Regions from separate parts of the Homo sapiens genome. Here region 1 is linked to region 2. A link is a loop called in an ENCODE intact Hi-C map of the cell type or tissue named here. Cell type or tissue: PC-9. All regions are shown on one strand. Region 1 overlaps IGF1R (insulin like growth factor 1 receptor). Region 2 overlaps IGF1R (insulin like growth factor 1 receptor).

Evidence for each region. A loop is a pair of places that touch in the nucleus more often than their neighbours do. Peaks named below come from ENCODE experiments on the same cell type or tissue, not always from the same donor. Only the 100,000 strongest peaks of a DNase experiment are listed, where the experiment ranks them.
Region 1: a loop joins it to region 2, with 5 times the contacts of the local background. A loop is called at or near these places in 3 of 110 quality-filtered maps.

Annotation. Positions count from the first base shown.
Region 1 is chr15:98,798,123-98,802,122 of GRCh38, forward strand. The region is part of intron 2 of IGF1R (insulin like growth factor 1 receptor); the gene reads left to right. Among named protein-coding and RNA genes, the nearest start is that of MIR4714, 16 kb to the left of the region's middle. RefSeq lists an enhancer at 1,323-2,018. In PC-9, no CTCF peak of the experiment used is centred here; DNase peaks (open chromatin) are centred at 1,439 and 2,469; H3K4me3 peaks cover 2,681 bases; H3K27ac peaks cover 3,489 bases.
Region 2 is chr15:98,895,622-98,899,621 of GRCh38, forward strand. It overlaps IGF1R (insulin like growth factor 1 receptor), which reads left to right. Exons shown (of 21, transcript NM_000875.5): 4 at 1,136-1,284; 5 at 3,856-4,000. Among named protein-coding and RNA genes, the nearest start is that of PGPEP1L, 110 kb to the right of the region's middle. RefSeq lists an enhancer at 686-1,885. In PC-9, no CTCF peak of the experiment used is centred here; DNase peaks (open chromatin) are centred at 1,530 and 1,810; H3K4me3 peaks cover 1,204 bases; H3K27ac peaks cover 3,188 bases.

The sequences.
Region 1 (4,000 bases), 97 kb before region 2:
AATGAGGCCTCTGCCTCTGTGGAGCTTTTATTAAAGTAGGGAAGGGGATGGGAGGGCTGGGTCACATGTTAGGTGTGGGGTACAGGGTACGTGGTGCCAGGCAGGTATCCGGGTACCTTTTTACGTAGGGTATTCAGAGAAGGTCTCTAGAGAGGTGACATTTGGACGAAGACCTAAAGGAAAGGGAAGGGAAAGGCGAGGAGCTTGGAGAGCTTGGTGCATCTTGGTGGGGGATGGGGTAAACTGAGTCAGTTATGTAGGGCCCTGGAGGCCACGGTGAGGACTTCGGCTTTGACTCTGAAAGGAGATGGCAGAGTTTGGAGCTGGTGTGTACGTTAACAGGACCATGCTGGCAGCTGCGTTAAGAGAGACTGTAAGGGCAAGGACAGAAGTAGAGAGACCAGTAGGAGTAGGCTGTTGCCCCAGTGTAGGGCAGAGAAGATGAACCTTAGACCAGGATGGTGGAGATGGTCAGTGGAGAGAAGTAGTCAGAGTCTGGAAGCACCAGCAAGACTGTCTGGTGCACACAGGATGCACGTGGGATGTCCAGTGAGGAGGATGAGATGAGGTTGGGTGGCTGGAGCCTGGTGAGTGACAGGCAGAGAGGGCTATTAGATCACATGGGCCCTGGAGCCATGGTGAAGAATTTGGATTTTGTTCTCTGTGTTGGAAAGTTAGCAGAGAGCTTATATGGGGGGTGAGATGGCATAGGGACAATGTTAATAACAGCAACGAATATTTATTGAGCACTTACTGTGTACCAGCTGTTGCAACAGCCTCTCAAGGGTTCGTTCTGCTATTAGAGCCATGTTATAAATGAAGAAACTGAGGCACAGAGAGGTTAGCTAACTTGTCCAAGATCACACAGTTAGGGACAAACTTGACAGAATTATGTGTGTCCTGGTATGTATTTCAGTTTTCTTTAGGGAAGGTACCACAACTTTGGGTAACTATGCCCCTACCCCAGGATTTAAGATGTTTTGATGGTTGAAGGGCGATGTTTAAGAGTGGGACCAGAGAATATTGAGGTATTAAAATCTCACTAAATCTGTATTCATTATATCTGTATTCATGGTATAATTCATGTGCCTCCCCCTTTCGTGAGCCCCTCAAACATGATCATGGATATGTTTTCTCCACCCGTAAAGTACGTTCATATTCATAGAAAACCCACAGAGAACTGCAGACCTGAAGGTTTCTTTGTAAGAGCTTTCATTGGATAGCTAGAAGGGCTGCAGTAAGTTTAAAAAAAAAAAAACCCAAACCACCCTGGATTCCAGGCTGCACAGCCTCTAGGAGGTGTGGGTAATCCCTTTATAAAGCTTGGCATAATTTCTGTTAAGACTTGCTTATTTTGCTCTCAGCTTGCTATCTTGATATGTTTGCCTTTGAGGAGGTTAGAGTTATTGTGATTTAATCACAGACCATGTATTTCGCAAGATTCATTTGGTATCTCCAGCTTGTTTTCTTGTTTCCTCGGCTGTCAGTCCACAGGCAGAGGTGGGAGGCGGCCGGCATGGGGGACCGAGTGTGGTAGAAAGGAGTGTTTACTTAGCGGAGGGGAGTGCTGAGGGCTGCTGTTACCTTCCCAGAATGGCTGATCCCCAGCAGTGATGAGCAGGCTGGGATCGTGGTGTTAAATTTGGTATTTTCTAGAAATATATAGCAGGCTTTCCCCTCCACCTGCCCCCCTTCAAGGTTTCGAAGCCTTGTGTTTTGCAAGAGTTGAGAGGGGAACAGTTAATAGCTTGGATTATCTTGTCTCTGGAGAGAATTTATGTATCAATTCACCGGAAGACTGCTCTGGTATTAGGGCAACAAGAATGGTTTTATTTCTCCCTTCCTTTCCTGCACTCTGTTCTTATGTAATTCTTGTATTAAAACCATTCCTGGTAAATTAGAACATGCTCTTGTATTTGGGCCCTGCTTTGAAGAAGGCTGCTGAGTCTAAAAAGTTTGGTAGCCTCTCGTTTCTCATGGTGATTTCTGAGATTTCTAGGGACTTGGTGTTTTACAGAGCTTGTTGAGTTGCACAAACCAGCCTCCTTGGCCCTTCTAGGTGATAAAAGATGCTGGGCTGGGAGGGCAGCTGTGGAAAAGGGTGTGGGCGAGGGAGACAGTGCTTCATCCTGCCTGGATGAAGCATGTTGGTTGTTGGTTTATTCATAAATTAGAAAAATATATTAAGAATTGAAGTTGTTCCTTATCTCATAAGATTTCTAGCAGGCTGCATAAAGTCTGTAGATGGTAATATCCATTTAAAAGTGGACAATGAAAAAATTACCTCTTTGGGAGTTGTGTTGCTATCTCTACCCCAATTTGGCAATCTTTAATTAACTTGGCAACCCCCGTTTTACCAACAAAGAACAACCTTTGATTAAAAAAAAATAAAATGTCAGGGAGTGAAAGATACGGAGTGTGACTCAGCAGATGGGAATTCCTTTAATAACACGCTGGGTGTTAGCGTTAGAACCGCCACTGAACAGCTCTGCAGGATGCCCTCCCAGCCCTCCCTCCACCTATTTGGATTAGACCAGGAGACTGCAGCAAACTTCTCAAGGGGAGGCGAACTTGGTGTTGGTATCTGAGCGATTGTCTGTTTCAATTGTTTCCCTCTGTCTTGGAAAACACCGGCACAAAACACAAATCCAGTCCCAGTTCCTGCAGCTGCTGGGGCGAAGCAGGCTTTTTATGAATGAGGCCCAGAAGGGGGAGGAGAGGGCTTGTGTTACAGCAGCAGTTGGGTAATACATTTCATTCACTTGCAGCCATCTAGCCCAGGCTTCATTTTAAAGGATATTGTTCATTTTTGGCAATTCAGATTAGACTTTTTTTCTTCCTTGTGCAACTGTTGGTAAGTTAGAACACGAAGCATGTGTGTGCATTCTTTTTGCTTGCTTTTTTGAGTGTTTGCTCCTTTAGTTGGGATAAATGGTAGGAGAGGTAGGAAGGCTTTGTCATCCCCGGGGACCTTGCTTACTTCTCCCTCCCAGCACCACTTAAGAGAAGAGGAGGTGGCCTCCCTCTCCCCAACCTCAGAGCCCTCAAAGCCCTTGATAGTGAGCCTGAGCACTTGTTAGGAGGTGACTTCTACCTGGGGTGTGCTGGGGTCCACATGTGCCAGTCTCTCTGCCCTGCTCCCCGTGAGCGGCTCTTTATTTGTGGCCCTTGAGGCCCCATTGTTGTGGCCACCAAAACCTGAATTGGAAGCTGTGTGACAATGCTGGTCCCCCTCCCTGCACTGCTTCCTGCTGGGGGCAGAACAAAGAGAGCGGGCATTGTCTCTGGCATAAATGAACCTCTATCAAAACAAACACCCAGAGAGAGGGGCAGCCTGGTTACAGCTGCCTGTGTGAGCCTCGACAGTGGGCCTCATTCCTCACAAAGGGAGCTTTGAGGCCCGGAAGAGGCCTTTCCTTGATGATCGAGCTGTGCACAGGGAGCAAACCCCAAGCCGACTGCTTGTCTGTGCCACCCTCAAACAATGATTTCCCCAAATTGGACAGCCTGGGTTTGTATCCTTGAGCACGGTTTTGGGAAGAGCATTCTGCATGAGGCATTGTAGCTATGTGTATGGAGTATAATTCTGTTTTCAGGTTGCTCTGCCACAGAGGTTAAGAACTCCCTCTTCCAAGGTAGACATTGAGAACAGAGACGACCACACTGGGTTTTCACTGCAGCTTTTAAACAGGATGACTCCCAGCCCCCATCCCCGTGGCTAGCAGCAAGCAGGGACTCTGAAACACTGCAAGCCAATGGACTGAGCATCTTACTTTTGCTGTCCGTGTTTTGGTGTTTTGTAAACCCATCTGGTAATGACCCTGATGCCCCATGTCCCAGCAAGGGCATAGGTACCTGCCATTGTGCACCAAAGTCCCTTTCCTCATGGCCCTGGCTGTTCTCCTGCATGGGGTCATGTGTGTCCCGTTACCAAGTTGTGGCCCCTTTTCAACCTTGAGTGCCACATCTGGGCTGTTGTAGGCATGGGTAGTACAAGCTG
Region 2 (4,000 bases):
ACACAATAGGAAAATACCAGAGAAGTTTTGTTTACCTGTTAGCTTTTAAACAAAACAGAACCCTGCATCTTTGTCTTAGATACAAAATAACCTTCATGGGTAGGGGGAAGGGACATTAATAAAAAGAGCTATAATTTACATTGTTTTTCTTGAATGTTTTTACTTCACGAAATTTGAGAGATGATTTAAGAACAATAATGTACATATAATGGCTCCCCAGCTTACCATCCTATTACACACACATCGCATAAGTTCGTATTATTTGTCTTGTTTGGAAATCAGTCCAACTTTCTGACCCTTGTTCTATATATAACTATAGATCCCAAAGGTTCAGCTGCTGGGCTAGCATTTTGTCTGCTATTTCCTAAATAATGGTAGGTAAGCAGGAAAAGTGCCAGTCTTACTTGTCCCTGACTCTTGGTGGTTCGTGGCATGTTCAGGATAGTATTTGAAACAAGAGCTCATTACAAAGTAATGGAAACCCCTTGCTTTTATTGTGTATGCAGCAAAAGCAACATTTGGATCAATTTACAAGTTTCTGCAAAACACCGTCAAGAAATAATTTCGGTTGTGCTTTAGCAAGAAAATAATGGATCTGTGCTATACCACATGCCTTTTGGTATCCCTCACTGGGCTTTGCCAAAACACTGACTGCAGGAGCTAGACTACTGTTAGGCAGAGACACTGCACTCCCTTTGCTGTCCCTGCCTTCTCTCCTAGCGACTCCTCCAGGTACACAGGCCAGGGTCACAGTATCAGAAAGCAGCTCTGTTTTCCTCCAGAACCCCCCAAGCTTCCTTTCTGCAGCACTGTCTCTCCCACATGGAACCAGCTGGCTCACCAGTCAACAGCCTATGACACACAAATGCCTTGAGGATGCAGCATGTATTTTGTCTGGAAGCAAGCAACACGCTCTTCCTTTGTAGGCTGTTTCTCCTTTTGCTTGCAATGTGAGTGGCTTATCTTGGGTGGGCTTGGGGGTGAGATACCATGTGACCACATGAACACTTCAAAACAGTTGCTTTTTCTAATGCATGCTGTAATAACAATGAAAAGCATATCCTTATGGTTTTTTTAATGCAAGAAGACAGACTCAATTATGTGTGTTTTTGATTTTTTTTTTCTTCTTCAACAGCATGTACTGCATCCCTTGTGAAGGTCCTTGCCCGAAGGTCTGTGAGGAAGAAAAGAAAACAAAGACCATTGATTCTGTTACTTCTGCTCAGATGCTCCAAGGATGCACCATCTTCAAGGGCAATTTGCTCATTAACATCCGACGGGGGAGTAAGTATTCCATCCCCCTGGAAAAACGGCTAGATCTCATGGTTTTCTTTTGTTGATGCTTTTCATGCTCCCGTCCCTGAGTCACCACTAAAATATGGGCTTAGATAAACAACATGGTGTGTAAGCCTCACGCATGACGTCTCTTCTTTGAGTTTCCCTGAAAGATAAAGAACAGATTGAAAGGCAATCTGTCTTTTAGCCATTGGCACGTCATTTATTCCTGTAAAGAGGGTCATCGCTCATCTTTTTGTTAGTCACATCTTGCATAGGAGAGGCAAGCCCTGACACATACAAACCCCAGAAGAGACCATTGGATCAGACGTGTGACTCAGCAGACTCCAGCTGTAGCCAAATCCACACATCTTTCAAGTCTAAAGAGTTTTGGTTACTTGAATTTACTGAGAAGACTGAGCAAAGGGAAGTTTAGTGATATCACGTTAAAATTTTATGAAGTCCAAAAGAATGCTAGATTTCCAAATTTACTTGTGAGAGACAAAAGGATACAAGTGTGTGTCATTGTGTACATAAAGTTTCGGTCTCACCCCTGTACAATGACCTTTATTTGCAATAGATGGCATTCCTGGTAAGTTGCTTCTGAGTTGGATTTGTGCAAAGGATTTCCCACTGACTTAGCCTATGATCTCTTCACTTCTTTGGTTTTTTGTGTGTTTGTTTTTTGGTTTTGTTTTGAGACAGGGTCTCACTGTATCACCCAGGCTGGAGTGCAATGGCATAATCATAGCTCACTGTAACCTGGAACTCCTAGTCTCAAACAATCCTTCTGCTCAGCCTCCCACGTTGCTGGGACCACAGGCACACACTACCATGTCTGGATAATTTTAAAAATCTTTTCACTTCTGATTTTTCATTGCCAAGGGCTTCTAGTAATGGTGCCTTAAATTCTCTGCCACTGGGACCACTTGGTCAAGGTACTGATAGTTTTATAAGCTAGAATAAATATCGTAAAATGGCTTTGAAGTTGAAAGGAATTTTGGGGGGGGAATCCTTTTATGAAGAATTTTTTTTTTTTTTTACAGTTTGAGAGGAAAAATAATGTATTTTGAGAATGTGTTTTCCTTAATATTTGTTAAATGAGTAGACTGTATTCTTAAGGTTTAGAAAGGACAGAAACAAGTTTGTGCTTAGTTCTTCTGAATTAGTTGATATCCCTTGTTGCTGTTCACAATACACCCACTCCCAGCCCTCCGTGATGGAGATAACTCTGTTCCCCACAACTAGGGCTTGCCCACTCTCATGGTACTTCTGATGTTTAATTCTTTTGGCTGTGTCTGCATTTCCTCATTTACTTTTAATTTGCTTATCCCTAGAACATACCTTTTGAGTGCCTAAACTTTTTTATCTTCCTGTCCTGAAGACAAAAATTTAATCTGTGAATTAAACCCATGGAGAAGTATCATTTATGAAGGGATTGGTACATATTGATGCATGATGATGAAATGTGTCTTCTGGTTTATGTCCATTGCAGGAAATAGATTGGATTTAGGATGATGGGACATCTCATTAGAGGGGAAATTTCCTGATCTTGACTAAGGCATGCTTCCTGCCCCACGTTTAAAATTCAGGATCTCTTCCTTAAAACATCAACTGCACGCAACCTCTCATCTTTCCAACTTGAACTTCCCTTTAATTTTTCTTGGAAAGCTATTAAATTAAATTAGATGTAGGGCTTTATCCTTTAGTACCCTTATTATTTTATTTGTATCAACTCAAAGCAAAATAGAGCATTTTATTAAATATGTCTTCATAAATTACGCACAGTAAAATCCCATTAATTGGACCACACCCAGTTCATTATAGTGTTTATTATAATTTTAGCATTAGTTGAACTGAAAATTGGTTTTTGTTTACTATGAGAAAAAGGTAGACTAAACAAGATGAAACCTGTTGTTTGCATATTATGTTTGTACATCTTTATTAGCAACTATTTTTCCAACTATTTTCAACTATTTTTCCAACTATTTTCTAGTTATAAAAGCAATACATAAATACTATAGAAAATTTAGCAATGCAGAAATGAATTTTTAAAAATCCCTCATAGATAGCCATTGTTAACATTTTGGTGTATTTTCTTCAAGTCTTAGTAAAATGGAACCTTTAAATATAGATCCCTGTATCTTAGGAATTAGAAAGGCAGCAAAGGCAGTTCCTAATGAGATGGAGAAAATGTTGATTTAGTCATGCCCTTGTACTGTGGGGGCCATACTGTCTGTTGACAGAGCATATTAAAAGACGTTCCCTACATTCGTCAGCCTTAGCTAATTGGCAGTCTGGTATTTATGATTTTATATTTTGTTAATCAGCTTGGGAGCTGCAGTACCCCCCAGCCTCCTAGAAACTTGGCTTCCCCTGCCTGGGAGGCCTCGTTCCAGGAGTCGTTGTTGAGAGTCAAGCCAGGGAAGTGTGTTTTTGTCAGGGAGCAGCCAGTCCTGTGCTGGGAGCATCTCAGGGGGCACCTGCCGTTGAATTGTTCTCACTTGTGTTTGTAAGAATCCAAGTATGTCACCCTTACACCAAGTGAGCACACAGTGACACAATCCCCTTTCAATGTAGATAACATTGCTTCAGAGCTGGAGAACTTCATGGGGCTCATCGAGGTGGTGACGGGCTACGTGAAGATCCGCCATTCTCATGCCTTGGTCTCCTTGTCCTTCCTAAAAAACCTTCGCCTCATCCTAGGAGAGGAGCAGCTAGAAGG